3 separate regions of the Homo sapiens genome follow, and all the other regions are linked to region 3. The links are chromatin contacts, found by Hi-C or POLR2A ChIA-PET in ENCODE. All regions are on one chromosome and are shown on one strand. The core of a region is the stretch at or near the end of the contact, and the rest is flanking DNA. Distances in the headings are between cores, read along the strand shown.

The links. A loop is a pair of places that touch in the nucleus more often than their neighbours do. ChIA-PET counts read pairs that join two places held with the same protein, here RNA polymerase II (POLR2A). Pooled maps may share reads with other maps.
Region 1: POLR2A ChIA-PET joins it to region 3 with 10 read pairs in activated T-cell. The contact joins the enhancer-like site here to the promoter of CMTM8 in region 3. POLR2A ChIA-PET finds 5 or more read pairs at or near these places in 2 of 52 experiments (activated CD4-positive, alpha-beta T cell and activated T-cell).
Region 2: a loop to region 3 is called in a map of CD4-positive, alpha-beta T cell, with 2.9 times the contacts of the local background. The contact joins the promoter of CMTM6 here to the promoter of CMTM8 in region 3. A Hi-C loop is called at or near these places in 3 of 168 maps with a recorded cell type or tissue (CD4-positive, alpha-beta T cell and naive thymus-derived CD4-positive, alpha-beta T cell) and 8 of 50 pooled maps. POLR2A ChIA-PET finds 5 or more read pairs at or near these places in 1 of 52 experiments (OCI-LY7).

What each region holds. Positions count from the first base shown.
Region 1 is chr3:31,926,170-31,929,255 of GRCh38, reverse strand. The region is part of intron 1 of OSBPL10 (oxysterol binding protein like 10); the gene reads left to right. Among named protein-coding and RNA genes, the nearest start is that of OSBPL10, 54 kb to the left of the region's middle. Within about 2 kb of position 1,250, at least 2 of the 41 ENCODE cell types and tissues checked have a DNase peak (open chromatin) inside an H3K27ac peak, as active enhancers do.
Region 2 is chr3:32,501,256-32,504,113 of GRCh38, reverse strand. CMTM6 (CKLF like MARVEL transmembrane domain containing 6) reads left to right here and starts at 1,262. Exons shown (of 4, transcript NM_017801.3): 1 at 1,262-1,506. The coding sequence starts at 1,369. RefSeq lists silencers at 1,162-1,251, 1,322-1,551.
Region 3 is chr3:32,237,288-32,239,987 of GRCh38, reverse strand. It overlaps CMTM8 (CKLF like MARVEL transmembrane domain containing 8), which reads right to left and starts at 1,308. Exons shown (of 4, transcript NM_178868.5): 1 at 869-1,308. The coding sequence starts at 1,015. RefSeq lists a silencer at 1,295-1,504.

The DNA of each region.
Region 1 (3,086 bases), core at 1-2,500, 310 kb after region 3:
TTAAACATCATGCTGACTTTTATCCTGAGATATATTTTATGATGTTGGAAAAGCATCCATCTCTATCTTTTTTTTCTTCTAAGAATGGATGTTGAATATTATCAGATGTGAATGGATGTTGAGTATTACCAGGTGCCTTTAGAGTGCCTATGGCAATGATGTATGACCTACCATCTAAAAGATTTATTTTTAATCCTAGCTGGATGTTTCCTTTTTAATTCTAGCTGGTGTGAAGGAGATGCAGGCTTGGGAATGAGGTAGTTGAGAGTTGGATGTCTCTGCGATGCTATTGTGCAAGTCAGCTCTTTTATCAAATGCTATCAATATTTAATAAACCTAGACCTAATAATAGATTGACTTTGGATTGTGATTTTTATATTTCTGTCTTTCCCTGTCAACACCTTTTGGTAGCTTCAAGTTAAACTTCTAGTCCAGTTGGGGTTTAAAGGGTATAAATATACATTCTGGGCATTCTTTTTTTTTTTTTTTTTTTGGAGACAAGTCTCACTGTCGCCCAGACTGGAGTGCAGTGGCGGCAACCTCTGTCTCCCAGGTTCAAATGATTCTCCTGTCTCAGCCTCCTGAGTAGCTAGGACTACAGACAGGCATGCACCACCATGCCCGGCTGATTTTTATATTTTTAGTAGAGACAGGGTTTTCAGCATGTTGGCCAGACTGGTCTTGAACACCTGACCTCAAGTAACCCGCCTGCCTCGGCCTCCCAAAGTGCTGGGATTACAGGCAGGAGCCGCTCTGCGCCCGGCCATTCTTGGCATTGTTAATTGTGCAAGTCTGAGGTAGATGGTAGGGTCTGTGTCCTCCGAATCAAGAGTAGGATACTTGGGGGTAGCACACACAATAATTACTGTTTTGGAGCATGCAGATAAACTTTTAAAAGTCACCTTGATGTATGAGTCATTCTTGAAACTGTCAATTAGTGGATTGTTTTTTTCCAGGCAGGTTAAGGTAGATGCCAAATGGACAGGATGTTTTGGTTATGTGTTGCCATTTTTTAAAAAGATCAATACCTCCGAATTAAAGTTGTATAGGGACCTAAGTGCTCATTTTCTGTAGAGTTTTAAATACCATCCGCAAATCTCCATTATTTTTCTTAAAGGTATTTGTCCTTTAGGAGTAGAAAGTAATTGTTGTAAATGTAACTAACCTGAACTTCACCCTCGGGAGTTTAATGACCTTATTTTTACTGGTCGTGGTTCACACTGAATTTTCTCTCACTTCTTGTTCCTCATTCTCTCCATGCAACCTATCCTTTTCGGGCCTTTTTTATTTCTTACTCCTTACCTGTATGGCAGCCTCCCTGTTCCCGACTACAAGGGCTAGTAGGTGGGGGTGGAGAAGAAGAGCTCCATAGTGTTAACATACAAAGATGTGAAGATTCACGGGCTACAGACTCTGTGCCTGGTAGAACCCCACAATTATTCACTCAGCCTCTTTACGCATGTTTTAGATAAGGTGTTCCTGGTTATTATACTAGATTTCTGGAAAAGCCAAATGAGAAGGAGCTGGCATGAAGGCCAGCGGTAGATATACTGATTGCAACAAGGAATAATAGCTGCTGTTTATTGGGTGACCCTGAAAATTATATCAGGACCTTTAAAACCAAGGCCACTTAGGGCCATTTAGTGAAGGGACAAGCCTCTGTTCCTTTTATATCAGTATAGTACAATTTAAAAAATAGTTAAGATGACTCTGGGCATCCAGAAAAGATAAATCTGACATAGGTTGTTCAGTTTACGAAGACAGAGAAGTGTGTGATCCGTTTTTGAGTCAGTTATCTGGAAAATTTACCAAGCAAGGGTTGAAGAGTGGAGATTTCTTGTACTAGGGAAGCTAGCTTAAAAGATGTGTTCTAATGGAAACAGTTAAATAGTTGATGACTCAGTTTTTCTTTAGCAATTACTTTTATGATATGATGTGGTTGAAAATAACCTCCAAATATTCCAGAGTTTCTTTTACATATAATAGTGACGCTTGTTTTTCATGGTAATTGAAAATGTTTCAGATTCAACTTTTGTAATGAATAGTTTTAATTTATTTCAGATTTGAAATGTCAGTGACTTGGGAAGGGTCCAGAGTGTGTAGCTTTTACTTTACCTTTGACTTTTTGTTGTTGTTGTTGTTGTTGAGATGGAGTCTCACTCTGTCACCCAGGCTGGAGTGCAGTGACACGATCTTGGCTCACTGCAACCTCTACCTCTTGGGTTCAAGCTATTCTCCTGCCTCAGTCTCCCGAGTAGCTGGGATTACAGGCATGTGCCACCATACCCAGCTAATTTTTTATATTTTTAGTAGAGACAGGGTTTCGCCATGTTGGTCAGGCTGGTCTCGAACTCCTGACTTCAAGTGATCCACCTGCCTCAGCCTCTCAAAGGGTTGGGATTACAGGCATGAGCCACCATGCCCGGCCTACTTTCCCTTTGATTTTGTAGGTGGCTGAGGAAGTGCAACTGTGTTACTACTTCTGCTGCATAGGTGCTGTGTCATTCATATGTCAAAGTAATAACCTCTGCATGAGAATAACATTCAAAGCACCCTGTGTAGCCCTGTGTACCTACACAGCTTTTCAGACCAGTTCAGGCGTCCACAGCAAGCCTGTGCCATTTTTACTTGTCTTATGTTACACCAACTCCTGAAGTGTGGTGGCTTTCTGAATATGCTTATGGCATATGTGCTGCAAATTTTTGTGATTTCCTGTCTCCATATTCCAGAATTTATAGTAATCTCATGAGGAAGCGAGGTGAAGTTTTTGGTTTATTCCACGGCTTCTCAACCCCAGCACTATTGGCATTTGGGGCTAGATAATTCTTTGTTGTGGGAGAACTAGCCTGTATATTGTAGACTGCTCAGCAGCATCCCTGACCTCTCCCCAGTAGATGGTAATGGCATCTTCTCTGGTTATAACAATAAAAAATCTTTCCAGACATTGCAGCTATCCTCTGGGGGGGCAAAATCACCCATGGTTGAGAACCACCGGTTTATGCTTTATAAAGAGTGATTTTGAGGGCGAATTGACTGTTTATGTTATTATAAGAAAATGAATAAACATTTGTTGAGCACAATTGATA
Region 2 (2,858 bases), core at 13-2,512, 260 kb before region 3:
GAAGAAGAAAGGGAGGTTTGGGGCCACGGAGAAGATGTAGCAGCTGATGGCAGCAGAAACCCCTTCTCTCTTCCATGGGTTTTGAGACTCCAATGGAGAGATGAGTTAGAAGCTGACGTTTTCTGGGTTAGCGTTTAGCAGCAAGGTTTCGAGTCAGACTGCTTAGGCCTGCATTCCAGCTGCTCCTGGCTGTTTGACCTTGGATATGATTTCAGCCTCTTGGCCTCAGTTTTCTCATTTGAAAATGAATGTAACCGACTTTATACTGTCGAACCTACTTTATATTGTTGTGAACATCCTGTAACTCAATCAACTTCAGTTGCTAAAATATAATTACATTCCTTGACAAGTTCACACAAAATTAACATATGTGACTGTAGCAGTTGGTGACCAAGAAAGAGAAAAAGGAAATGATTTTGAAAAGTGAGCCTAAATGGAATTTCGGGAGACGCGGGAGGGAGCGATTCTGAAAGTCCTTACAGACAACTCATTGTACTTCAAATGAAATACGAATTCTTCCCTTGGTCTGCAAGGCCTCCACATTATCTGGCCTTTGCCTACATCTCCAACATCTCCTTTCCTCCCGTACTTATTCCTAGCGACACAGGCCTTTGGGCTTCAGATTGAGTCAAACTCATTTGGTCCTCGGGACATTTGCACTTTCGTGAAAGGCTCTCCCCAGAACTTTACAAGCCTGGCTTCTCACACTTTGAGTCTCATTCAATTCAAAGATCATGGTCCTCAGAGAGGCCTTTCCTGACCACTCAGTTTAGTAGTGGCCATTTAAGTAGAGCACCCAATTCTCCATCCTTTTTTCCTTCTCCTTCCTCTTCTCCTCCTCCTCCATCTTCTTTTTTTTTTTAATAAATTTATCAAGCCACCAGAAATGCTGAATCCATTATTTTCGTATCATATTTTCACGTCACTTATCACTATCTGAAATTGCTATCCATCTGTTTTCTTGTTTATTGTCTGTCTCTGTTACTAGGGATCCTGTGATTTTGGGTAGTACTTGGCTGTCACCCAAGTACCTAGAACGGGGTTCACTGCACACCGAAAGTACGCAAAAATACTAAGTGAATGAATGTCAGGAGGATGAAAGATGGAGGGAGGTGAGAAATCCATCAAAGGCTCACAGAAAGAACTCAATTCTTGGATGAAAGTCGGAAGAATCCCAACAGCTAACAAGCAAATTTGCTGAGAGGGGGCGGGGCGGGCCAAGGGCGGGGGCGGGAAGGGGCGGAGTCAGGCGGAAGCCGGGGAGAAGGCCCAGGAAGTGACGGCCGCCTCCCGGCTACCGGGGACTTCTGGAGTCCGAGAAGTCAACGGCGCGGTTGCTGCGGCCGCCGCGCTCCCCGGCCCGAGGCGATGGAGAACGGAGCGGTGTACAGCCCCACTACGGAGGAGGACCCGGGCCCCGCCAGAGGCCCCCGGAGCGGCCTCGCTGCCTACTTTTTCATGGGCCGGCTCCCATTGCTCCGGCGCGTTCTCAAGGGCTTGCAGCTGGTGAGTCCGCGGTCAGGGAGGGCGAGCCCGGGCTGGGGAGCGGGGTCTGGCCCGGGCTTGGGAGGCCGCCGAGCTCCTTCGTTTCAGCTTGGTTGTTCAGTAAAAGGAGGTTTCCACACCTCTAGTTCCTTCCCTCTCAGCCTGGGGAAGGGGGCGTTACCCTCCGCCCTTCCGCCGGGCGGCCCCTCAGTCCCAAGGCTCTCCCCATCGGGATCCCACGAACTGGGGCCACCCAGCCTGTTAGGCGGGCTCAGGAAATGCGTCGGAGACCCAAGTCAGCCACTTCAACATCTTTCACTCATCCTCTATGGCGACTTTCCTCTCTTCTCTCTGCTGCTACCCTGCATTATCGCCCACAGTGCCTGTATTTAGACTGTGAAGCGCTGTTTATCTTTCTCTGGCTCTTGCGGTTTTCCTGCTGCGAGCCCATGGGGGCAGTTTAACTTGCTGGACAAAGTCCTGCGATACCACGCGTGGCATTGAGATGTGTGTGTATGTGTGTCCGGTAAATTGTCTTCTAAAAGTTTTATATTGACTGGAAAAGAATTATTTCAAAATTGAGCAATATGGGTTCTAAGTGGAAAGTCAAAAGGACAGCTTTTTGTAAGTATGTGCGGATAGCTGAACTAGGACATGGTATGCATCTTTCCATTTTATTGAGTTTATTTTAAGCAGTTGAAGTACCATAAACCTGTTCGTGAAAACATCAAAGCATCTTTGAGATTTAAATTATTCACTTTACAGTCGTGTTGGCTCCTATGTACTGTTCCAACCACTGATGGTTGAACCAGTTTAGGAAAAATAGAAACAGTTTAGGTTCTATTTCTGCAATAGAACCAGTTTAGGAAAAATCCGAATGCTTATGATGTTTATGAGTTTTGTCTTACTTTGTTTTGTTTTTTAACCATTCTAAGTAAAAATTAGCTCATTGGTTTCCTTGGAAAGAACTTAAATTCTTACAACTCAAATGACCCGAAGTTAAATTCTTAGAACTCTAGTGACCTACTTTTATTGAATAGAAAAACAGAAGTCGGAAAATCGGCACTGCTGTTTAGCGATCAAAATGATCACATCTGCTGATGACTGGGAAATCATTTGAAAGCAAGTGATAATGTGGCCTATGGAACCCAGTAGGATCTGGCCTTATCTTTCTCCCAGTCTCCCTCTAGGTGGTTCCACACTGGCCACCTTTAATTTATTACGAGGCATCAGGGGCTCTTTCCTGCCACTGTTCCTTTGCATAAGCTGTTCCTTCTACCTTCTTCCTTCTTCCTTCTCTTCTCTTGTCAGCTGTCACATGATGATTTTTAGGTATTAGCTGTATTTCTCTGCAGTAAAGCTAAAATTTTCTA
Region 3 (2,700 bases), core at 59-2,558:
AGGCAGGCCTGGGTTTGAATCCATGCTTCACCATCCACCGGTGTGATTTACGTCCCCTCTCTAGGCCTTCACAGGGGAGGGTGGTCGTTGGATTACACGAGGGTATGAGGACATCTAAAGGGCTTGACAAGATCCTGGTACACGAAGAAGACTCAAACAGTGACCACCTCTAACTGCTGACAGGACTCCAGTCCTTTCTCAGCTATGAAGGACTGGCTGGGACTTCTGGGAAGATCACGTGAGTTTTCAGCCTCTATGCCCTCCAATGAAGAGAAGAACGCCCATGCCCTGCCTCCTTCCCAGGAATGTTCTGAGCCTAAACCAGGATGTGCACAGCACCATGCAAAAGACCTCTTTGGTCCTAAAATAGGTTATGGCACTCAGATTTTATTCAGTAAAATTTTCCTGACTCACCTCAATGTTACTACCAGGGAGATAATTAGGAAAAGAAAGAAGCCCTTTCCTCTTCCCCTGATCTTAGGAAGCTTTATTTTCAGGGAGGAGGCCATCCACGTGGAGATCAGGTGAGAAAGGCACCAGGTGTCTCTGACACTCAACACAAACTCAATAGCCACTAAGCCAAGCTTCCTGCTCCCAGGATCTGCCGCCGCCACCGAGAGGACCCAACAAGCTGAATTTCTCCCACAGCAAGACATCCTGAGGATCACAACCCTTTCTTCCCAGGACAGCCCGAGTTTCCTGGACCTTGTTTAGAGTCTTTCACTTTGGGAAGAAGGCGAGGCTGAGCAAAAACGGTTCCCTAAAGCCCGCGGGAAGATCTGAGCAGGCTCCATCCCGAGAAGCACGGCGGAAGCACGCGCCGGGGTCCAGCTGAGCCCCCCGCCACCCCCGGCCCGTCGGCACTCACGATCTCGGCCACGATGAGGAAGCCGGGCAGGGTGCGGAGGAACTCCCGGTCGTAGGCGAAGCTGCTGCTGCTGGTGGAGAAGTTCTCTGCGAAGGAGCTGGCGGTGGTGGTGACTGTGTGCGAGCGGGCGCGCTGCGGCTCCTCCATCGTCGAGCCACTGCCGGGCTGGCGCGTCCCCAGGGACCCCGGCGGGTCTGGGGCTGGACGCGCGGCCCTGCGCCCTGGGGACACAGGCGCGGGGGAGGGGAGCGCGGCCCGCGCGGGGCAGGAGGTGCGAGGGGGGCGCCCGCCGGGGGCTGTCCAGGCGCGGCGGGTGTCCCTCTAGTGCGCGGTGCCCCTAGCGCCTCGGTGCGCGGGCTCCCGAGCTGCGCTGGGGCCCTAGAGGAAGAGGAGAGCGAGCGAGGGGAGGCTGCCGGGCAGCCGGGGAAGGCGGTGGAGGCCCGGAGGAGGGGAGGGGGCGGGGAGAGGGGCGGGCGGGAGGCGGGCAGGAGAGGGACCGCCCCGCGGAGGCGCCGCGGACGCCCGCCCTCTTCACCTGTTGCCCGACTCCCAGCGGCGGAGAAGGCGCCGCGTCGCACCCAGGGTGGCTGGGTTGGCAGCCTGGCGGGCGGCGCGGAGGAGAGGGCGCAGGGGTCCTTCTGGCCGTCTTCCGCTCCCCCTCCCGGCCTTTACTTCTGTCAGGCCCCGCCTGGCCCAGGCCCGCAGCCTGTTTCCTTCCACCTGGGCGGGTCGGGGGCTGCGGGCATTGGGGCCCCTTAAGGAAACCCAGGCCTCCAGGGACTCCGCCGCTCCAGGACTCGGCGCGGAGGGAATGACTGAGCGACGACCGAGGCAGGGGGTGATGTGGTACCTCGAATGCTGTGGAAATGGCAGGAATGATGACCCGGCCGGACCTTAGACCCGAGATCGATGAGAGGCCGCCAGCACTGCCCGGGAGACGGCCCGCTCTTCTCCCCCTCCTGCTGCGGCCGCCGCCAGAGCCCGGTGTTATTTCCTGCCCCTCCTGTCGGGAACAATTTGAGGAACCAACTTAATCGCTTGGCTTTGAGGGCGCGACGCTTCCAGGCGCTCTCCGCGGCTCTGTCCCGCGGACCGGTGGAGCCTGGGTGACGGCGCCTGGGCCGGAGGAGGGGAGATGTTTGGGGTCCCTGGCCAGGATGAATCAGCGTAACCGTCCCGTCACCCTCGGGGAAAAAAAATGTTTCAAGAAGGCTTGAAGGGTGTGATTTGTGTAATGTTAACTTTAGGACAAATGAGCTGTGCTTTCCTGGCATGGGAAGGGGATGGGGGTCCTCATTTAGTGAGGCAGTTTGTAACAGGGTCAGGGAAGAACTGAGCTCGGCTGCGTGCGTTTATCGGCTGTATGACCCAGAGCGAGTGGCTCTAGTTTTTGGACCTCAGTAATGCCATCTCTAAAATGCAGGCTTTGACAGATGGACCTCTGAACAAAAAGATTATCTTCCGCTTGGTCCCTCCTTCTATTTTGTGAAAGGGTAGCAAGAAACATTTTATCTGGAAGCCACCAAAAGAAAAGGAAATAATCTTTGGCTATAAATCGAGGGTATCTTTGATTCACAGTGAAGGCATTTCTGCTGATCTGTTCCAAGACAGGTTAAAAACGAGATCAGAAGGGACATTTTCTTCACAGTGTCTTATCAAGTGTGCTGAGAAGAAAGCAAAAACGACAATCTAATAAAATAAAACAAGGAATTAGTGTCTTTTAAGTCTAGGGCCTAGCCAGGAAGACCTCCAGGAGTAAAAGTTAAGGCTTCAAAAGCATGGCAAAGATGTAGATTTGGAGAGATTCCATCCATGTGCATTTGGTAAGCACC